Linked DNA regions of Homo sapiens: region 2 is linked to region 1. Evidence: read pairs that join two places in POLR2A ChIA-PET (ENCODE). Cell type or tissue: Panc1. All regions are shown on one strand. Each heading gives the region's core, and the rest is flanking DNA. Links, peaks and the distances in the headings are about the cores only. Region 1 overlaps NR5A2 (nuclear receptor subfamily 5 group A member 2). Region 2 overlaps LINC00862 (long intergenic non-protein coding RNA 862).

Region 1 (11,888 bases), core at 1,754-9,753:
TTCATTTTCTAGACCCAACAGAGAATACTTGAATGCACAGAACAACTGAGGAAAATCATACTTTAAGTAACAAATACAAACTAGAAATTAATTCTTTCATAATTAAGACTATTTCAACTATTAATTTTCTTCCAATATACCCCTCTACTTTTTTTAGCCATTTATGGGTCATTCTACATTTTCTTAAGTTCTAATATGATCTGGAGAATGTCTTGGACTTCTTTAAAGTAACTTCATGCATGTGCTCTCATTAGATCCTTTATTTACTACCTTACTTTAATGTTATACATAATACATAATAAACATGTGAAATTCATTTTAATGAATAGTGTAAGCCTCAAAAAATTTACTTAACCACTTCTTTGACCTAGCAAATTTATAAGCGATAGTAAAACTTTCCTTTTACCTTTACAATAATAGCTTTTAAGTACTCAGGCTGACAAATTCTTCATGGACTCACTTTTATGTTTTTCAATTTCTATTAATTTCTCTGTATTAAAGTTGAATTAGATGGATTTATGTTGCCTATTCCTGGCATTCATAGCAACTATAAGGCATGATCAAGAAAACAGAAATTCTAATCCTCATGTTACAGAAATGGCCCCAATTCTACTTGACAGAAATGATTTCAATTAGGGAGTCTCTGGGCTACCTTTTCTGTTTCACCAGAACAAATGTTATTGATATAAGGGGAAATCCTTGGATACCATATAACCTGCTCACTCTATGGAGCAGAGTTACTTAGAGTGCTCCGAATCCCATCTTTGATCTCTGGCGATATTTTTCTCTGTTATGTCACTGAGGTCACCTGGCTCATGTGTGACAAACTGCCTGCATAAGTCACAGTGCCAGTGGCAGAGATTTGTAACCATGCCCCTGGTCCATTGCCTTTGAATTATTTCACAGGCCCGCTGCTTTACATTTACACTCTGTCGGAAGATGAACAGGGGAAGGGAGTAAAATCAAGGGCAGGGTCTCATCCTGAAGGACAAGGGGAAACAGGTGGAAGGTTAATGGCCCTGGAGCGATTCCACAAGCCTCTCAGGCTTGATATATGGGCCTGGGGCCTAAAACGGGCATTGGCTTTCAAAGATATATTATTTCATTTGAGGAGAGACATTCTGGAGTTCCTGCATTTGTCTGCTGATAGATGATCCTCTGTCCACAATTGGTTATGGCGTGTGAGTTTTCCTTGGGCCTGCTCCCATACATAAAAATTTTGCTGAGCTCTCCAACCTTTTGCATGCCTTTAGGAATGGGACCGGTGCAAGCCCACTGGCAGGCTGTTGGATTTTTTTGCTGCTATTTTAGTAGTTCCTTTTGAACCGTGAGGCAAGTGGGGAATGAAAGACACTTCTGTTCATTCATACATGACTTGATAAGGGTGGCCTTGTTATAAAAAAAAAAAATGGTGAAAGGGATGTTAGGAATCAAACATATGTGTCATTTTGGGAAGACAGGCTCAGTCCAAAATTTAGTCATTTGGGTTTCAAAAAGTTGCTTACATAAAAGCTAGATACTATCAAATAGCTTTTGACTTTATTACTGTTTTGCACTCCCCAGGCTTTTAGCAAATGGCTTACTCTATTTTTCTTTATTATTTCCAAAAAGTTTGAGGTGATTTGGAGAAAGAAGGAGAACAGACAGTTGGAAAAAGGTGCTTTACACAGAGATCCATGATTAATTTGCCTAACAAGAACCATCAGGCAATGCTACCAAGAAATATGTCTAATGGCTCAAATGTTACAATCAAATAGAACTGGTCACTAGATTAATGGAACCAGTCACCCGAATTAACCTTGTGTGGCCTCTCAAAGTTGTACTATAGAGTCTAAGACTGCAAAAATCATTTGCCTCAGCCTCTTAATGTTCATAGACTTAATATTCATGAAAATATTTGGATTCTAATATGCTTTGATTTATAGTATTTTGAAATTTAATTATTAACTCTGGTTTGAGATATATATATATAAAATCTTTGATTTTATAGTTCCTGGTAATTGTGATACTAGCTTTGTCAGAGAGAGAATGCTTATTTTATGGCAAGCATTAAGGAAAAATGAGCTCTGTAAACTCACTATCTAAACAAAAGGCGATTTTTCTTTCCAGCTCTTTTGTGTTCCATTACCCTTGTGTTTGGTGAATTCTCACACCACTGTATGAAATATCAAAATCCTATTTGTGGACATTTTATCTCGAATAGCTTTGTCAAAAACAAATTCTTCACCTGGAGAAACTTTCCATTATCATCACAGATACACTGGCATTTAACTACAAGAAGTTAATATTGGACAAATGATCAGATAATATCTGAGTATCAATAGGAATTTCATTCTTGGATGAGAGGCAACAAATTGCAAATACTTTTCACATATATTTACAAGGGATCCTTATCACAATCCCTATTCATATTGCCCTCAGTAGAAACATGCAGCATCTGGCCATTGGCCCCTGTTAATAATGATTACACAGATGTCCTTTTCTTTTCCTCTGGAATATTGCAAAGTAGAGGTTAGACCAGAAGCAAGAAGACTGGAGAGGCATGTTTAGTACCTGCAAGAAGATATTTAATAACTTTCTTAGAGGAAAGATTCAGAATCACCAGTTACATTGAGTTGAATGAGGAGCATTAGCCGTCAAAAGAATCTGTTTTTCCACTTGTTGCTTGGATAAATGGATAAAAGCCTGCCAAGGACTTCAGTCCACCAGCTGAGGGTACCATAGCTAAAATACTCCCAACAGAAGGGCAGGTCCCAAACCACACAGGCATGCTTTTCAATCACAGAATAAAATGTAGTTGTTTTCGTCATTTCAGCTTGTGACCTAAATGCCTCATTTTCATGTTTGAAAAGTTACCAACTTTATTTCAGTCCTATTTCCCTTCCTCTGTGGTATTTCCCAGTCAGTAGACCACAGTCCTGTGGGTTATATCAATGCCTAAAGCAGAGATCAAATCAAAGCATACCACATAACTGGTTAAAATGAAAGCTCATTCCGAATTAGTAAATAATGCCCGCCTGTCTTCCACATCTGTCAAAGTCTCCCAGCTCAGATGGACACCTCCATAAGCTGATCCATAGGAAGCCAAATACTTGCAAACAGCCTCTTAATTGCTCATTTGCAGTTGGACAAAATGCTAAATGCAGAAAGACTTCAAAGGCAATGGAATCTGCATTGAAAACAGGATCTCAATACACATAGTCGCTTATTGTTGCAAAATTAGAATAACAAATGTTCCCAGCATGAAGCCAACATAAACTTGCCTGAGTATTATTCAACCTGAAACATAGTCTACCTTTTTTTTTTTTTTAACAGCAATAGAAGAGGCATACTTAGCACTCTGTTTGTTATTCTATACTGTTCATTTTAATGATATATTTAGGTCTCCCTGACACTTTGTATTTTTACGTGTAATTACCCATATTAAAAAAAAAACACCACTCATTAGTGTTCTGTTCTACTGACTTAATTATGCCCCTTAATTAAATCTCAGCTAACAGGGGGTCACCGCAGTGTCAGTGGGATTTGTCACTGTTTGTCAGCAGGTGTCTGGTTGCATCTATTTCTGGTTTTCGTATGGTTTGAATCTATTTAAGAACTTGCTACAACCCCGTCCTCCCCTCCACACCAACCCCAAATGCCAGAGACAGCATTCTCATTGGAGGGAAGAAGCAGTATCTATTTGACAGGCAACTGCTTCCCAAAAGCTTGTTTGTAAGAGGAAATTTTTGTTTTCATTACTCTAGAAAAAATCTCCTGATTAGGGGAAAGATGCTTAAAACAGACTTGGATAAAACAGATGCACTATTTAAAAGATGAATAGGTTTACATTCTAAAAATTATGATCATATTTTTGTATACAATTCTAAAAGTTCCTTGAAGAACAAAAAATATATTTTGTTGCTGCTGTTATGAGAAGAACATCACATTAGGTGTTTTGCATCATCTGGCCATTGGTGTCTTTGTACAGAGTACTTTGTATCAATTATTTGGTTCACGTTTTTCATTTTAAGAATATAAAACAAATTACAAACATATGAGTCAAACCGAAAAAAATGTCTTTTGTGTGACTAATGTAGGGTCAATAGGAATTTAATTCTTGAATGAGAGGCAACAAATTACAAATACTTATTATTTGGAATGAGTCTTAGTATTAAGACTTATATGTCTTCACATTTCACATTAGAATGTTTTAAACTCATGATTTTAGTATATTAATTAAGGGAGATATAATTCCCATGTTTCTGTATATAATAGGCATCTAATGTTGATCTGAATAATTGATTAGTCCAGTCAGGCTTTTATAATTAGTTGTCAGCTTTTCAGTGTAAAGCCCTCAAAACACCTGCTGTGCATCTACAAAGGTCTTACATATTTATTAGTGTTTTTAACCTAAAAAGGCATGCAACCTACCTGAAAAGCATTTAATTTTTTTTCTGGAACTAAGATGACCCTTCCAACATATACCCTAAGAAACTAAGGCTATATGTCTCTGAGTTTTTCAGTCTAGAAGATTTTGGACTGAAATTCTGATTTTTAAAAATCATAACACTTATCTTTATTTAAAGATAAAAATGTCACAGTTTTTCTATGGAAGTTTTTCAGAACTCATATTTCTAATAGTAAGGTTAAGCAAGACAATGGGTTACAGATATCAAACTATCAACAATGTAAAGTAGTTTTGAGACTTCACTGTCATTATTGTATAAGCAATTTTATTTTTCTGGGTTTACCTACAAATGTGGTAGTCACAGAAGAAGAAAAATAATTTAAAGAAAAATTTATAATACTCAGCTTATTTATTTCTGAAATTCAAATCAATTCATTTCATCCTAAAAAGTTAACTCCAACTGGCTTTTCTTAAGTAACAAATGTCATCATTTGCTGTCCAAGTAATTTTCAATACAATGCTCATTTGATGTTGCCTCTAAAGTTCTTATCACACAAGTAATAAGTAATCCATACATTACATATATGTGTACATTTTAAAAACCATTTCAAATGGTGAGATAAGAATTTTTATGCATTTTATGGATTCCTGTACAGCCTCCTCATTGTCATTAGATAATGAAAGGCTTCGCCATGTGTGTATCGTAAAGACCTACTAAGCAATATGAACTCTCCAGATTGCTTTACATTTACACAGTTGAAGTATATATATATACAGTATTGTACAGTATTGTACAGCAATATTGTATAGCAATGTACAGTATTGCTGGGCACAGTGGCTCATGCCTGTAACTCCAACACTTTGGGAGGCTGAGGCAGGTGGATCACCTGAGGCCGGGAGTTCAAGACCAGCATGACAAACATGGAGAAACCCCGTCTCTACTAAAATACAACATTAGCCGGGCATGGTGGCTCATGCCTGTAATCCCAGCTACTTGGGAGGCTGAGGCAGGAGAATCGCTTGAACCTGGGAGGTGGAGGTTGCAGTGAGCTGAGATTACACCATTGCATTCCAGCCTGGGCAACAAGAGCGAAACTCCATCTCAAAATAATAATAATAATAATAATAATAATAATAATAATAATAAAGTACAGTTTAAATACCATAGGGTAGGTCAGATATTCTTAAGATTCCTTCTTTCATTCAGTAAATACTTATCAAGTATTAGTCGTATGCCAGGTAACATTATAGGACTTAGAGATTCAACATGAAGAGCATAGACAAAAATCCCTGCTTTTGAGGATCATATTTATATCTATTTTAGTGACTAAGAGCATTTATTTAAGACAATTGCACTCATGTAATTAAAAAGCACTTATAATCTGGCAAGCTAGCCTAATCTTAGCAATGGAATGTTTCTGCTCTCTTTCTGTTTAAGCCTTCAGGAGATCATACCAGTTTTCCCAACTGGCATATGGTGAGTTCAAGTACATTTCCCACATATGCTCAGGGATTATCTTAATTGTATTCCTTTCTGAAGCTTGGAATCAAGGGAAAAAAAGAACAATAATGATTTAGGGAAAAATAATAGTTTTTTAAAGGTAGATTTATAGTTAGTAACTTTATATAGGTGAACTGATCACAGAGAAGGGTGTAAATCATCTGAATAAACAATGGATTTTCACACTTACTAGAATCTCTAAGAATAATATTTTCCATATTACAGCTAAATGAGACCCATTATGTATGCTTTCAGATAAACTCACAAAGCTCTTACCCATGTAAATCTCATAGATCTGCCATTATTCGTAATGAATAACAAGTTTTATCATGCATTTTCATTAAAAATGCATTAATCCCTTTGTAGTAACCTCTCCCTAATTCATTGATTCGATAATACAAGAACAGTAAACATTTCTGGCATAACAAAAATGTGGTATCAAAGCATACTGTATCCATAAATACAAAATGTAACAGGAAAACAAATACATTTATCAAAGGAGGATCAGGTTTTCCAGCCACTAAATAATGCTATGGTCGAATACTGCTACAGTCTAATACATTAAGAACTCAATCATAGTGCCGCATTGTGAGCCGTTTGTACCGGATCTGATTCTTCCAGATTAAATGACTTGTTGAAACTTGAAGATGAAAGACAGGCAGAAGTATCCGGGGCTCTACCCTCAGGAGGCTCCAGGGTGGGTTACTGCCAGTGGGGGACTAATGCTTCCGTCTAGTGGAGATAGGAGGAGGAGGATCAGAAGTGACATGTATGTACCCTTTTTTACTTGTAGATTATTTACTTAGCTCGTTTTAGGCTCTGTGTCCTCATCTGTAAAACATGGCATTACCTCTTTCAGGTATTTTACTGGGGATTAAATGACTTAACACAAATTAAGTCCTTGGTAGATAGTATATATTCAAGAAAAGTCAATTTCCTCCTTCCTTTATTGATGCTTAAAAGCCCCTGGTGCTGTATTTGATTGATTCAACAAATACTTGGGCTTGGCACAAGGCACTGGCTATACAGTTACTTCCCTCTTATCATCACCATAGAAGCCTCCTGATGTGGAAATTAGGCAGGCCTTGGAGTCACACTTGGCTTCAAATCCCCTTCCATTTGCTTCCCATAAGCTCAGCATGTAACTTCACTGTCCTTCTCTAAAAATAGGGGTAATGTATAACTTACGTGGTTATCTAAAAAATTAAATATTTGTAGAGTGCAGTGTGCTAGAATATCTGGATACAGAGAGATGGATTAGAGATGGTGTCTAGAGCACAACAGAATGAAGACCTATCTCAAAAAAAAAAAAAAAGAAAAGAAAGAAAGAAATGGTCTCTACCCTTAAAGAGGGGGATACACATGTACAAAACTGTGAATCCCAATGCGATTTTTGTGGGGAATGTGTTCGAATGCTGTTCCTGAACATATATCTCAGCATTTCCAAAACAAAAATTACATTTCAGAAACTCAGTAGATAAGAAACATCTGCAAAAGACCGACACAATTTATCTTCAAACTAACAAATGTGTTGATCTATGTGCATTTGATATCTCTATACTTATATAGGATGCTAGGAGACAATTGTTTTAAGTCTGTGTGGTGCTCATTTTCTTTGCGCCTAATGTAAGAGCTGTTTGGTCCATAGTCACCTCTGTCCATTCTAGAATAGAGGGTGGTGAGATGGGGGGTGGTGTTTTTACTCGTGAGTCGTTTGGAGATTATCAGGCTAACTACGTGATAAAAGATGCTGAAACACTGGTTTGAGTTAGGGTGGAGAAAATGTGACCAACTCCCAGAGTCCAGTATGATTCACTTACTGTTGTTAAGACTTTCTGCCTTCCTTTAATTACTATGTCAAACAAGCCTTATTTATGCCAAACAATTAAGTCTATTATTAATGGAGAGGTAAGAGGGTGGGGAGAGAATGAGTTCCGGAAACTTTTTTTTTTTATTTTGAGAGGGAGTTTTGCTCTTGTTGCCCAGGCTGGAGTGCAGTGGCACAATCTCAGCTCACCGCAACCTCTGCCTCCTGGGTTCAAGCTATTCTCCTGCCTCAGCTTCCCGAGTAGCTGGGATTACAGGCATGCGCCACCATACCCAGCTAATTTTGTATTTTTATTAGAGACGGGGTTTCTCCATGTTGGTCAGGCTGGTCTTGAACTGCCAACCTCAGGTGATCCTCCCACCTCAGCACTCCAAAGTGCTGGGATTGCAGGCATGAGCCATTGCGCCGGCCTGACTTCTGGAAACTTTTTTAGAAATAAAAGACTCAGCTAATAGACTACGATATGTTGAGTGCAGTGATAGAAGTTCCCTAAGGAGAGTAAAATCTCAACAAATGTGAGTCCTCTTTTTCTCTGCAATCCTGACCTGTGCTAAAATTGGGGACAAGGCCGGGCAAGGTGGCTCACGCCTCTAATTCCAGCACTTTGGGCGGCCAAGGCGGCTAGATCAACTGAGGTACGGAGTTCAAGACTAGCCTGACCTACATGGTGAAACCCCTTCTCTACTAAAAATACAAAAATTAGCTGGGAATGGTGACACATGCCTGTAATCCCAGCTACTCAGGAGGCTGAGGCAGGAAAATCACTTGAACCTGGGAGGTGGAGGTTGCCATGAGCCGAGATGGTGCCACTGCACTCCAGCCTGGGATATAGAATGAGACTCCTCAAAAATAAAAATAAAAAATTGGGGACAATATCGGGTAGACAAATTTTAGTTTCTAAAGTAGCTGAAGGGTCTTTGTTCAGGTGGTTTCTGCCTTTCAGCTTTGACCTTTATCTGCCTTGTTGCAGCCCATGCATACTCTTCCTCTTCCAATATTCATACATCCACAAATGTCCCTCTCCCTTCAACACATACACCCTTCTTCACCAACACACACACACACACACACACACACCCTTCCTCTTAAAGCTTATTCTCAAGAAAGGTTTAAGTTTGTCCTTTCAGTTCAATAGCCATCTTTCCTCATGGAGTTTGTCAGGTCCCTTCTTTTGTAATTCTCCTACTTGTACTCTCCATCCACTTTATTTCCCTTTTTTTTTGAGACGGAGTCTCACTCTGTCTCCCATGCTGGAGTACGGTGGTGTGATCTTGGCTCACTGCAACCTCCGCCTCCTGGGTTCAGGCCATTCTCCTGCCTCAGCCTCCTAAGTAGCTGGGACTACAGGCACGCACCACCACACCTGGCTAATTTTTTTGTATTTTCAGTAGAGACAGAGTTTCACCGTGTTAGCTAGGATGGTCGCGATCTCTTGACCTCGTGATCTGCCTGCCTCGGCCTCTCAAAGTGCTGGGATTACAGGAGTGAGCCACCGCGCCCGGCTTTATTTCCCTTTTATCTGTTCTTTCATCCCTTAGTCACATTTTATTTTTTTTATTTTTATTTTTATATATTTTTTGAGATAGAGTCTTGCTCTGTCTCCCAGGCTGGAGTGCAATGGTGTGATCTCGGATCACTGCAACCTCCGCCTCCTGGGTTCAAGCAATTCTCCCACCTCAGCCTCCTGAGTAGCTGGGACTACAGGCACCCACCATCATGCTCAGCTAATTTTTATATTTTTGAAGAGATGGAGTTTCACCATGTTGGCCAGGCCAGTCTTGAACTCCTGATCGTAGGTGATCTGCCCACCTGGGCCTCACAAAATGCTGGGATTACACGTATGAACCACCATGCCCGGCCCCTTGCTAACATTTTAATTTTGTTTGTTTATTGTAATTAGAGATGGAGTCTCACGTGTGGCCCAGGCTGGTCTTGAACTCCTAGCCTCAAGCAGTCCTCCCACATTGGTTTCCCAAAGTGTTGGCATTAGAGGCGTGAGCCATGGTGCCCAGCCCCTTGTTTTTTTTTGTTGTTGTTGTTTTTGTTTTTGTTTTTTTATTGAAACAATAAAAAACTCCTCTCCATCTCATCCCACTTGCTCTTGTTGCCCAGGCTGGAGTGCAGTCGCGCGATCCTGGCTCACTGCAACCTCCACCTCCCGGGTTCAAGTGATTCTCCTGCCTCCGCCTCCTGAGTAGCTGGGATTACAGGCATGTGCCACCACGCCCAGTTAATTTTGTATTTTTAGTAGTGACAGGGTTTCTCCATGTTGCTCAGGCTGGTCTTGAACTCCCGACCTCAGGTGATCTGCCCACGTCGGCCTCCCAAAGTGCTGGGATTACAGGCGTGAGCCACCATGCCTGACCGCCCAGCCCCTTGTTATTTAAATCTTTCCTCTTCCACTGGCTCTCATCAGTCCACATGAATGTGCAAAGCTCCCCTCCTGAAAATAGAACACCACATTACATGGGTCTCCCTGTCTGTCACCGTCCTACCTTTTCTCATCATGACACCTTTGCCCTTTTCTCCACCTCTTCTTTTTGGTGTTAACACAGCCAATACTGTAGGACTGCAGTGCTAAAGCCGGGCAGCAAGCTCACTGCATTTGCACTTCTCCATGGGAAATGCCTCTTGTGAATCTTAAACATCATCAAGGAGCTTAGCCACATCTTCTCAGCCCTCATCCTCTCTCCCCATTTTAATCCTTGGCCATCCTTGAAATTCCTTCTGGCCCAGACTTCTTGGTCACTACTCAGTACTCCTCTCTGAGTGCACCTTGCTAGGTTTCTTCACTAGCTCCTCTCCCTCTACCCAATCTTAAACAATATTTTTTTCTAGTTTTCTCTTATTGGTTTCCTTACTTTCTCATCCACACATTCTTAGTGATTTCTCCCACAAACACAATTATGCCATACTTTCTCTCGCAAACTCCACAGCAGCATCGTGAATTGCTTGCTGAAACATAAATGATCATCACCTCCAATAAGCCTCATTTAGTTCTGCAACTTTGGGTTTTGTTTTGTTTTGTTTGTTTTGTTTTTTGAGACAGAGTCTTGCACTGTCACCCAGGCTGGAGTGCAGTGGCACCATCTCGGCTCACTGCAACCTCCACCTCCTGAGTTCAAGAGATTCTCATGTTACAGCCTCCCGAGTAGAGACTGGGTTTCGCCACTTTGGGCAGACTGGTCTCGAACTCCTGTCCTCAAGTGATCCGCCTCAGCCTCCCAAAATGCTGGGATTACAAGCATGAGCCACCACACCTGGCCTGCAACTTTGTACAACTTTCTTTCTTTCTTTTGAGAAGGAATCACACTCTGTCGCCCAGGATGGAGTGCAGTGGCACCACCTCGGCTCACTGCAGCCTGCGCCCCCAGGTTCAAGCTACTCTTGTGCCTCAGCCTCCTGAGTAGCTGAGACTATAGGCGTGTGCCACCAAGCCCAGCTACTTCTTGTATTTTTAGTAGAGATGGGGTTTTGCCATGTTGCCCAGGCTGGTCTTGAACTCCTGGGCTCAAGGGATCCATCCTCCTCAGCCTCCCAAAGTGCTGGGATTACAGGCGTGAGCCACTGCACCTGGCCCTGTTTCTTTCTTGCACTGTCAAACAACACATTCTCTGCAGTTATTATCCTGGGTTGTCTGGTTTGATCATATCACTCACAACTTTCTATTGCATATGCAGAAAAAATTAGAATTCCTCAACCAGGTATCTCATCATCACTGTCTTCCTCTCCATCTCGTCTCACCTGCCAAACTCAAAGCCATTGATTTGACTAGTCTAAATGTAGGCCTGGACGTATTTGACATGGGGACTATTTGAAATGGGGACTATTTGAAATGGGGACTATCTGGCAAAATCTGGGATGGGATGTAAGATGATCGCAATTGCACACTCACTCCTAGCCTGGTTTCTGTTAGTTATATGTCTACCCCCTCAACTCTTTCCAACCTCTTTCTTGTCACTGTTTCCTCTCACAAACTCTAGCACAGAGTTTTGAATTTGGTAGTTACACCACAAAATTTTTAACTTGTCAGAAATTCATTTATGATTATATGCAAATGACTTGTGTTGATTTAAAGCAGTAGTTCCCACACCTTTTGGTCTCAGGACGCTTTGCACTTCTGAAAATGAGGACTATGGAGACCTTTAGTTTATATAATGTATTGGGAG
Region 2 (11,888 bases), core at 1,719-9,718, 270 kb after region 1:
TAATCTATCCTCCAGCCAAACTGGGTTTCTCAGATTGCTTTGCATTTTTCTGCTTCCCTCCCCTCCTACCTTTCTCAGATGTGCCCTCTGCCTGGAATATTGCCTTCCAGAAATTAGTACCCTCCCAACTCAGTACACGTGTCTATCAAAACACTAACAGCCCCACCCATCTCACAGGATCCTCTGAATCTTTCTCTCTATTCAGTGACTATGGCTTTGTGCTGCCTTCAAGGCATTACTATTTCATTCTATGCCAAAAATACTCATCCAAAGGCCAATCCTACACACAAGTTCTGGGGGGTCTCTAAACACGCTAAAATCATTGCAAAATCATGTGAGCCCAAGCGCACACACACACGTGTGTGTGTGTGTGTGTGTGTGTGTGTGTACACACTATGTGCATTTTTTGGGGGAAAGAGGACACATATGTTTCCCCAGATTTTCAAATCTTCCACGACCCTAAAAAAGTAATTTAATTCTCATTTGGTCATTTTGTCCTTCCTGCTTCACAGTAACCTCCAGGATTTGTCCAGATCAGTGCCTCCTTAGTGCCTGGAAAAGAGCCTGGCACAAAACAGGCATTAGGTTGTTGAGTTCAACTGGATAGAGTCAACACACATGTTGGTGTTTACCAAGAAGAGAGGGGAAAGTTTTAAAAACAAAGAAGGAAAAGAAAACCCTTCATTCTTTCAAATTAAAGATTGTATCACAACCCAAACAAGAACAAAAGTGAAAGTGAAATTACTGTATTTTTTTTTAAAGCTTTCAGCCCAGCCTACTGGCAAGGCTAAGATTGTGGACCAGGAGGGATCTTTTGCAGTCCTCAGTCTGCCTCTGACTCCCTGGGATCTTGGGTAATAAGTATCTCAAACTCGCTATACCTCATTTCCTATTTATGCAACATGGAAAATAATTCTTGCCCCTTATCTACCAAGTAAGGAGACTGTAAGGAAAACAGATGACACACAAAATGCTTTTTGAACTCTTCATTAGGCAGAGTCTTTACAAATCTTTTCGTCAGAGAGTCTGTGGTTACAAAGGCCCACTCGGCTCTAGTGGTTGTTTTGATGTCCTGCCTTCTTTCAGGTCTAAAATACTTCCAAATGTGCTCAAATTTAGCATTGACATAAGAAAATCTTGGGCTGGAATGCTCTCTGACCACATGCTGGAGCAGCATTTCTCAACAATTTTTAACTCATATTCCCATTTGATAAGCATTAAAAATCTCACTCCTTTTTAAAATTTTGTTTTATGAAAACAAAGGTTGGTTTTTTTCCCCTTTTCAGAGTATATAATTCTATAATAAATACTGCTTGGCAAAAAAATTGGGAATGAACTGTTGATTTGCAACAGCATGAACAAATCTCAAATGCATTATGCCATGTGAAAGAAGCCAGACCAAAGAGAAGAGCACATGGTGTATGATTCCACTCATATAAAATTCTAGAAAGGCGGCCAGGCACAGTGGCTCATGCCTGTAATCCCAGCACTTTGGGAGGCCAAGGCGAGCGGATCACCTAAGGTTGGGAGTTTGAGACCAGCCTGGCCAACATGGTGAAACCCCATCTCTACTAAAAATACAAAAATTAGCCGGGCATGGTGGTGGACACCTGTAATCCCAGCTACTCGAGAGGCTGAGGCAGGAGAATCGCTTGAACCTGGGAGGCAGACATTGCAGTGAGCCGAGATCATGCCATTGCACTCCAGCCTGGGAGACAGAGTGAGACTCCGTGTCCAAAAAAAAAATTTCCTTTTTCAAACTATACCCCTCTCCACCCTGTCCCCATAAACATTGTTCTGAACAGTGAGCACACTGACCACCTAGGAGGTCCCTCATTCATTCTTGAGCCCCCAAGACTTAGCACAGTAAGCAAGCTCTGACTGTCAGTACCCGCCTTCCACATAGGCCATTTCCTGCCCTAAGATCTGTTCTGTTCTCTCCTGGGAATGACCTTTTCCTGCTTCTGTTTCTTCTTCATTCCAGATGCAGCTCAGGAATCTTCTCCATCAGCCTTCCCTGAATCTCTGCTCAAGCCTGTGCTCCACAGCTCCTGAGCATGTTTCTAGCTGCCACTCACCACTTTGTACTGATTTTATCTGTTGAAGCTTCTAGCCTTCCTCATGAGATAGTAAACAGAAAGGGGTTCTTAACCTTTTTTTGTGCCTCCTAAAGCCTTCTCAAAATATGGTAAAATAGACATAGGCATATGCAGAAAACTAATTATGAAATACAGTTATCAAACTATTCAAACATTTATTGGCTGTCATACCATATGTGCCTTGTTATTGATCTAGTGGTAAATCAAATGACTACCATTATTTCAAAGTAGTGATATGTATAAATGGGAATAGCTGTCACTCCTGTGGCTTGTCATTACCATTGATAACTGAAGGAAATACTGTATTGCAGTTAGAGGGTGATAAAACTGTAATCTTTTCCTATAAAAGTTCACAGGGCCCCTGAATTCCACCCAAGGACAAGGAGCCACAGGGCCCTAGAAAGGTTTTTAGAGGGGCTGTGTCCTCTTTATCTTTGGGTTCTCAATGCCCTCAGCACACAGCAGGGAACTTAATATCTCAGCTATAAAACAAGGTAAGAACAATAACAATATTAAGTATAAATTCAAAAAACTAAGATAGTTTTTCCTGCTAATACTTGTTACTATTACTACTAGTATGCTTACACCAAAGTGTGTCCTGGAAAATGGTTTACCGACTGCCAAAGACCTTGAAAATACATTTACCTGGAACCATAGCATTCCCTGGCCACCTCATAACATTCTTCAGTTCTTCAAAGTATTAGCATAAAACCATGGAAAGAAATATATAAAGATCAGGGGGATTTAGAGGAGGAAGTCAATTCCCTTAATGTGACCTCACCATGTACAATGTGACCTTCAAATGGAGCATGTAGCTCTCTAAATCCTTGAGAAATGGATGAAATTCCCTTTGCTCAGTCTTTTTCTTCTCATTGCAGTGGTGAATAACGCAAGATGTCTCATGCTAACCACGGCCCTCTCTTGATATTACTAAATACTTCCTTTCTTCTCTATTTGTTGTTGCAGTTATTGTTGAGAGCATTTCATAACAGTGTGAAAACAATGAAATGAGTTCAAGTAAACTGAAGTAACAATGAAGCACCTACAGAGAAAAAAAAGTCCTGTTCACAGTGAGCTTTCACATGACCTTCTTTTTTATTTTAATTGAGACAGGGTCTCTGTCGCCCAGGCTGGAGTGCAGTGGTGCAACCATGGCTCACACAGCCTCAACCTCCTGAGCTCAGGTGATTCTCCCAACTCAGCCTCCAGAGCAGCTGGGACTACAGGTGCGTGCCAACACACCCAGCTTTTCTGTATTTTTTGTAGAGATGGAGTTTCGCCATGTTGCACAGGCTGGTCTCAAACTCCTGCGCTCGAGTGATCCGCCCGCATTGGCCTCCCAAAATGTTGGGATTACATGCATGAGCCATCACGCCTGGCCAACCTTCTTTAGTCTTAACAGTACACATTGAACCACCCACTCCTGGGTCCGGGTGGTGTGTGCGAGCCCAGGTCTGTCTCCATTCTGCTGGCAGTATGGAAAAGGCTACTCCTCTGCCTACTACATCACACCCATTTCCTTGGTATTTGAGGTGAATTGGTTCCTTCCAGCATAATTCTAAAGAACTAAGGTGAGAAAAAAAAATACCGTAAAATCTTTTTTACTCCTACCCAAGAAATTCGGGAGCCACTCTTTTTTTTTTTTTTTTTTTTTTTTTTTTGAGACGGAGTCTCACTCTGTAGCCCAGGCTGGAATGCACTGGCGCGATCTCGGCTCACTACAAGCTCCGCCTCCCGGGTTCACTCCATTCTCCTGCCTCAGCCTCCCGAGTAGCTGGGACAACAGGCGCCCGCCACCATACCCGGCTAATTTTTTGTATTTTTAGTAGAGACGGGGTTTCACCATGTTAGCCAGGATGGTTTCGATCTTCTGACCTTGTGATCCGCCCGCCTCGGCCTCCCAAAGTGCTGGGATTACAGGCGTGAGCCACCGCGCCTGGCCCTGGGAGCCACTCTTACCCTAAATCAGTCACTTAACCCAAATTCAAAAGAATGTTGAGCTAGCCTGTTGGTCCATCCACACCCCCATCCCTGTTGTAGCACTAAACATTGGCAACATTGGAAATGAGCTCTGTAGAAACAAGCGGTTTTGGAAACTGAGTATCAAGATAGTGGCTCACTGCCTAGATAAGAGTTTGTAAAATTCCCGAGAAGTACTGAATAAAATTCCTAGCTCACCAGAAGAGAAAGGCCACAATTCTGAAGTAAGGGGGATGGCATCCCCTCTGGCTTCCCAGGGGTCACAGCCAAGGCTAGCTGATTTGCAGAACATTTTGCATACAACAGAAATGAGCATCCCTCCTCTCTCTCACTCACCAGCTTTTTACCTTTGGTTTATGTTCAAATCAATCTCGTTTTCAAAGTAGTAACAACTACCTTTACACCACTTCTCCCAAAAGTTACCAAACTACTGCCGTATTATTTCTGTTCTAACTTCTCAAGAAAGTAGTTCACAGTTGATGTCTTCACTTCCTCCCTCTGATTCTCGCCTCTAACCTCTCTGAACTCCTGTTCCCAGCCATCAGTCTCTGTGCTGGACTGCAATTAATTCACTGAAATGGGTGGTGCCAAAGTCAAAGACTTCATAATTGCCAATCACAGATGATTTTGAGTCCTGAGCTTCCACAATCCTGAGGGATGCTTGACACTACCCTCCAGCTGTAAACAGTCCTTCTGTGGTTCTAGTCCTACTTCTCCATTTCTCCTGCATTTTCTTTAGATGCTAGTATTCCTAATTTTCTCTCTTTCCTTTTTGTTTTTGTTTTGTTTTTGTTGTTTTTAAATGAGACTAGGTCAAAGTGATCCTCCTGCCTCAGCTCCTGCATACCTGAGACTACAGGTACACACCACCATGCCCAGCTAATTTTTGGATTTTTTGTAGAGACAGGGTTTTGCCACATCGGCTAGTCTGAAATTTTCCTTCTTTAGTCCTCTTTTCTCATTTAATCTAGCCATTCTCTTTAAGAGATTTAATTCTCTGGGCTTCAGGCTTTTTTGCTTAAGAATCTCCTAAAATAAAAACTACAGGGCTGCGCACGGTGGCTCACGCTTGTAATCCCAGCACTTTGGGAGGCCGAGGCAGGCGGTTTTGTGGCAGTAGGCCTGTGGTCCCAGACACCCAGGAGGCTGAGGTGGGAGAATCGCTTGAACCCAGGAGGTGGAGGCTGCAGTGAGCCGGGATCACACCACTACTCTCCAGCCTGAGTGACAGAGCGAGATCCTGTCTCAAAAAAACAAAACAAAACAGAAAACCCCACAAAAACAAAACTACATATTCCTATGCAATTTCTTTTTGTTTGTTTGTTTGTTTTGAGACAGAGTGTCCCCCTGTCACCAGGCTGGAGTGCAGTGGCGCGATCTTGGCTCATGCAACCTCCACTTCCCGGGTTCAAGCGATTCCCCTGCCTCGGCCTTCCGAGTAGCTGGGACTACAGGTGTGCACCACCACGCTCGACTAATTTTTTGTATTTTAGTAGAGACAGGGTTTCACCTTGTTGGCAAGACTGGTCTTGATCTCCTGACCTCATGATCTGCCCACCTGGGCCACCCAAAGTGCTGGGATTACAGGCGTGAGCCCGGCCCTCCTATGCAATTTCTGATTTGACATCCAAATTATTTATTTATTTATTTTATTATTTATTTACTTGACGGGGCTCACTCTTCATCCAAGCTAGAGTGCAGTGGGGCGATTATGGCTCACTGTAGTCTCAAACTTCTGAACTCAAGCAATCCAACTGCCTCAGCCTCCCAAGTAGCTATAATCCCAAATTTAAATGGTTGCAATGAATTGATAGTGTTTTGTAAATGTACAAGATCTTCTTTTATAGTCAGAATATTGTATCATTCTTATATCTGCTTTAACTTCTGTTTTCATTCACTTACTCCACAGAATTCTGGTGGGGGAGGAGGTTGGGGGAGACCAGGTCTTGTTTTGTTGCTCAGGCTGGAGTGCAGTGGTGCAATGGTAGCTCACGTGGCTTCAAACTCCTGGGCTCAAAAGATTCTCTGCCTCAGACTCTCAGGTAGCTGAGGCTACAGGTATGGGCCACCACATCCAGCTAACTTTTTACTTTTTCTTTTGTAGAGACTGGGTTCTCACTATGTTGCCCAAGCTTGTTTTGAACTCCTGGCCTCAAGTGATCCTCCTGCCTCGGCCTCCCAAACTGCTGGGATTAGGCTGGGTATGGTGGCTCACACCTGTAATCCCAGCACTTTGGGAGGCCGAGGCAGGCGGATCACGAGGTCAAGAGATCGAGACCATCCTGGCTAACACAGTGAAACCCCGTCTCTACTAAAAATACAAAAAATTAGCCAGGCATGGTGGCGCACTTCTGTAGTCCCAGCTACTTGGGAGGCTGAGGCAGGAGAATCGCTTGAACCCGGGAGGCGGAGGTTGCAGTAAGCCGGGATCACGCCACTGCACTCCAGCCTGTGCGACAAAACGGGACTCCATCTCAAAAAAAAAAAAAAGTGCTGGGATTACAGGCATAAGCCACTGTGCCCAACCTCCCACAGATATTTTAACAGCCTTATTGAGATATAAAACACATACTGGCTGTGCACAGTGTCTCATGCCTGTAATCTCAGCACTGTGGGAGGCTGAGGTGGGTGGATCATGAGGTCAGGAGTTCGAGACCAGTCTGGCCAGCATGATGAAACCCCATCTCTACTAAAAATACAAAACATTAGCCAGGCATGGTGGTGTGCACCTGTTATCCCAGCTACTGGGGAGGCTGAGGCAGGAGAATCACTTGAACCCAGGAGACAGAGGTTGCAGTGAGCTGAGACTGCGCCACTGCACTCCAACCTGGGTGATAGAGTGAGACTCTGTCTCAAAAACAAGACAAAACAAAACAAAACATATACCATATAATTTATCCATTTAAAGAATGCAACTTAATGGTTTTCAGCATATTTACAGCTGCAATCGTTGGTACAATCAGCCTTAAGACATCTTCATCACCCCAAAAATAAACCTAGTACCCATTAGCACTCATTCCTCATTGTCCCCTCCCCTACTACAGCCCTAAACAACCACTGATCTACTTTCTGTCTCCATAAATTTGCCTATTCTGAACATTTCATACAAATGGAATCATATAATATGTAATCTTTTGTGACTGGCTTCTTTTACTTAGCATAATATTTCAAGGTTCATCCATGTTGTGGAATGAATCAGTACTCATTCCTTTTACTGTCCAATAATATTCAATTGTATGGATATGCCACATTTTGTTTATCCATTCATCAGCTGGTGGACATTTGAATTGTTTCCACTTTTTGGTTATTATGAATAAGGCTGCTACAAACATTTGGATGCAAGTTTTTGTTTTACCCACCAATTATAAATGAAATTTGTTTTTATGCTTCAAAAGCTTTTATTGGCCAGGGACAGTGGCCCATGCCTGTAATCTCAGCACTTTGGGAAACTGAGGCCAGCGGATGACCTGAGGTCAGGAGTTCAAGACCAGCCTGGCCAACATGGGAAAACCCCATCTCTACTAAAAATACAAAAATTAGCTGGGCATGGTGGCGAGCATCTGTAATCCCAGCTACTCGGGAAGCTGAGGCACAAGAATCGCTTGAACCTGGAAGTTGGAGGTTGCAGTGAGCTGAGATCACGCTGCTGTACTCCAGCCTGGATGACAGAGTGAGACTCTGTCTCAAAAAAAAACCAAACAAACAAACAAACAAAAACCTTTTATTAATAACCCATTCATAGATCTCATCCACAAAACTATGGACATAAATTAAGATTTAAAATAGAAAAAAAAAATTGTGACCATAATCCTCTAGGTAGACAAAGAAAAATTCCTCTGGATTAAGTAGTAGTAAATTCCAGTTATTCATAGTACACAATTAATCAAAACATCATAAGTATATTATAAACTTTGACAATCATTCAATATAAAGTTTTATTGGAAATACATTCTTTAATGAGATTAATGCGATGAACTGGGTTTATTTTCCTATTATTAGTTAATGGGTTTGTGGATGACTTATTATTATAATGAAACCATTGGTATAATTATATCACTACTGTTCTTTTTATAGATACAATAACTGAGAAATTATTTTTAAATAAATAAAAGAATGGAAGTATTTTAGCTACAGCAATGTCACTCAAATCTTTGAAATCCTTGAAAGTCATAGCCCCAAATCACGTTGTAATCTATCCTTATGTTCAGCCAGGCACAGTGGTGTGCAACTGTAATCCCACACCCTTTGAGGCTGAGGTGGGAGGACCACTTGAAGTTCCAGGCTGTAGTGTACTATGATCACACCTGTGAACAGCCACTGCACTCCAGCCTGGGCAACATGGTAAGACCCTATCTCTAAAGAGTGTGTGTGTCTGTGTGTGTGTGTGTGTGTGTGTGTGTGTGTGTGTTTAGGTCTCCCTTCAAGTATGTTGAAAGCGAACAGCCAGACTCATCTGACTTGTAAAAGGAAGTGTCACTGGCCCTGAGTCATTCACATTCTCCTACATGCATTATATTTGAAATTGGACCTAGGTTTGGGTCCCGGAGGTTTTTTTTTACCTTCCCAAACACACCATAGGAAGATGATGGAAGTGCAAGAGGTGTGCATTTTCCCTGTTCTCTAAGGGATCCATTTGAGAAAAGTGTGTATATATGGACAGTGAATATCTGAAAATTGCTTCCCTCCCTCAGAACCACTGATTCTATTTGCAGCCACGTGACTCTCAAATCTAGCTCATCTCTTACTAAGACCCTGACCCTGCAGCCTGAAGCACACTGCTTCATCAGCCCTCAGGCCCCTCAATAGGTCTCACATTGAGCTAATCTTCCCCAAATAGATCTCCCTTACTAGCAGGCACCCTCATGCACTCTGTTCACCACACTGCTGCCAGATCAACATCCTACACAAGCAAATCCTGTCAAGTTGCTCCTCCACTTGAACTCCTTCACTGGTGCCCAGAATCTACCTTAACCCTTTGCAGGTAAAGCACCTCATCTGAGAAACAGTGAAGTCAGGTCCTCTATGGGGAAATGACACATGCTCTCAGGCTGACCCTCTGAGACCTGGTTAAGAAGTGCCAGACCTCAAGGAGACAGGACAGGTTAGTGGTTAAAAGGATGGACTCTGGAATGGAACTACCTGGGTTAAAGGCAGTTTACTCACTGATAACTTTGACCCCCTGAGCCCATTTCTTCATCTGCAGAGGATAATACTACTATCTTTCTTAAAGGGTAGGTGTAAAGATTAAGTGAGATAATGTATGTAATTTGCTTAGCACAGTGCTTGACACATGCTAGAATAATAAGTTAGAATAATACGTCAATGAGTCTTAGCTGCCATCAACTTCCTCATAATTATCAAGAAATTAACTCCCAAAGTCTTCCATTGAAGGTCCAAGTCCCTTACATGTCAAAGAAGCCCATCTTGCAGCCTCTACTCTACTCTTCCCCATACCACACCACTTACTATCTTCCCCGTCCCTCTCCCAGATCAGGCTTTTGTACCTCTGAGTCTGGGTACCCACCCTTCCCCTCACCTAGAATTCTTTCCCTACTCTCTGCCTGGTGAATGCCATCTTCAAGACAGCCTCATTTGTTGCTCCATTTCAAGTCCCCTCTGGGGCTCCCTCCTCTTTTTCTAGAACTCTCAGTTATTGTAGCACCTCAAAGCTCAGTCTGCTGATCCCTTCTCTTCTCTGTCAGTACTCCCTTTATGATCTCTTTGTCTCTGGGCTTTAAATATTTATATACTGGTAATTTCTAAAAGCGTATCACCAGACCAGACCCCTTTCTCTCCTCCATTTGATCTCCACTTGGATATCAAGTGGACATCTCACACTCAACATGGGCAAAAATGAACCCTTGGTGTTCCCCCCAAATCTGTTTCCTCTGCATATCCTTGCCACCCCAGGTATTGGCAATGCCATCCTTCCAGTTGCTCATGCCATAAGCCCTGGAATAAATCCTCACGTTCTCTTTTCCACTCACATTCCATATCCAACCCAGGGATAAATCCTGTTGGTTTTACCTTCAACATAGATCCAGAATCTGCCCACTTCTCACCCTCATACTGTTATGAACCCTGGTCAGACCCATCATCATCTCTTGTCTGGATTACTCAATGGCTCCTAACTGGTCTTTCTGCTTCAAACCCAGTCTATTCTGAATATAGCAATCAGAGCAATCGTTTTAGATTTTTGTTGTTGCTGTTGTTTTTGAGACAGGGTCTTGCTCTGTTGCCCAGGCTGGAGTACAGTGGCATGATCATGACTCAGTGCACCCTCAACTTCCCAGGCTCAAGTGATCCTCCCACCTCAGCCTCCTGAGTAGCTGGGACTACAGGTACGCAACCAGCATACCCAGCTTTATTTCTTTTTTAGTGGAGATGAGGTCAGGCTATGTTGTCCAGGCTGGTCTCAAACTCCTGGCCTCAAGTGATCCTCCTGCCTCGGCCTCCCAGAGTGCTGGGATTACAGGCATGAGCCATTGCACCTGGCTTAGAGCCATCTTTTTAAACTCTCAGTCACATGTCCTCCTCTGCTCAGAACTTTGCAATGGCTCCATGTTCCTCTCATAGTTAAAACTCAGAGTCCTTAAAATGATGCTGGCCAGTCTGACTCTCTTACTCCCCGACCTCACTTTCAACTACTTTACCCCTCACTCACTCTGTTTCAGCCACACTTACTTCCTTGCTGTTCCTACATCTTGCCAGAAGGCAATTTCCTGTTTCTCCTTAGTTGTTTCCTCTGCTTGGAAATCTCTTCTATTGAGATTCCCACATGGCTAACTCACTCAGCAACTTCAAATCTTTGTTCAAATGTCACCTTCTCAATGAAAACTGCCCTGACCTGAGCTAGATCTCAGACACAGGCACCTGACCCCACTCATCTACGTGTTCTCCCAGGAGGCTCGGCCTCTGAACTAGTTCTTCCTGGGCCTCTGAAAAAACCCTCCTTGCTGAGTGCCTTCTCTGACCCCATATTAGGCCCTGAGAAAAGGAACCATTCTAATGTTGTAGGGCTCAAATCAATTGTTCCAGATCCCAAGGCTTGTAAACAATTGAGACTGAAACCATGCCTGCTAGAAGCCTGTGCTGTCCCACTGTGCTGCTTGCTGGAGAGCTTCCATGCCCTTGTCCTGCCCAACACAGGCCATTGTTCTACCCGTAGTAACGAGCCCAATTCCATGTCTAATCAGGGAGTAGAATGATGAAAAGCAGTTAGTTTAGAATTTTGGGTTGTTGGGTTTTGTGGGTTTTCTTTCTTTCTTTTTTTTTAATTATCAAGTCATTATATTATGTCCATCAGTCAAAATTGAAAAAAAACACAAAGGATTTTTAATACACTTCATGTTTTCATCTGTGGATGTTAATTACAGAATAGCTGACAGCAGAAGAGTATTTTAGGTTAGAATCTTTCTCTGAGTCTCACTGGGCTCCCGGGTGATTATTTGCAGCCCTTCTGTCCCTTCTTCCAGGCCTTCCCTTTATCCCACCCCACCCCATCTCACCTCTGCGCCCTCTTAATTGTTCACGGAGAGAAAGCAAGAACACCAACCAACTGATGACATTCTTTCTGTACTTAGTGTTACTTGCCAGTGAGTAGTCATTTTTGTGAGCTGGGAGACATTCTCCACCATGGCTAATTACCAGGGAGTTCGAGTCATTCTGCCTGGGTTCAAATACCCCCTCTGCCACTAATGCTGTGGGAATGATTTGGCCTCTTTAAGGTATTGAAAATTAGCGTTCCTTCTGTATAGGGGGCTGTATAGTGAGCGAATTCAATTAAAGACCAGAGCCAGCCTCTGGCAT

Evidence for each region. ChIA-PET counts read pairs that join two places held together with the same protein. Peaks named below come from ENCODE experiments on the same cell type or tissue, not always from the same donor. Only the 100,000 strongest peaks of a DNase experiment are listed, where the experiment ranks them.
Region 2: POLR2A ChIA-PET joins it to region 1 with 6 read pairs; 2 of 35 experiments call an interaction of 5 or more read pairs at or near these places.

The regions. Positions count from the first base shown.
Region 1 is chr1:200,078,472-200,090,359 of GRCh38, forward strand. All of the region lies in intron 5 of NR5A2 (nuclear receptor subfamily 5 group A member 2), which reads left to right. Among named protein-coding and RNA genes, the nearest start is that of NR5A2, 57 kb to the left of the region's middle. RefSeq lists enhancers at 2,327-3,013, 3,014-3,699. In Panc1, for the core only: no CTCF peak of the experiment used is centred there; no DNase peak of the experiment used is centred there; H3K27ac peaks cover 2,011 bases.
Region 2 is chr1:200,351,432-200,363,319 of GRCh38, forward strand. The region is part of intron 4 of LINC00862 (long intergenic non-protein coding RNA 862); the gene reads right to left. Among named protein-coding and RNA genes, the nearest start is that of LINC00862, 16 kb to the right of the region's middle. RefSeq lists enhancers at 1,143-1,643, 1,644-2,144, 3,954-4,453. In Panc1, for the core only: no CTCF peak of the experiment used is centred there; no DNase peak of the experiment used is centred there.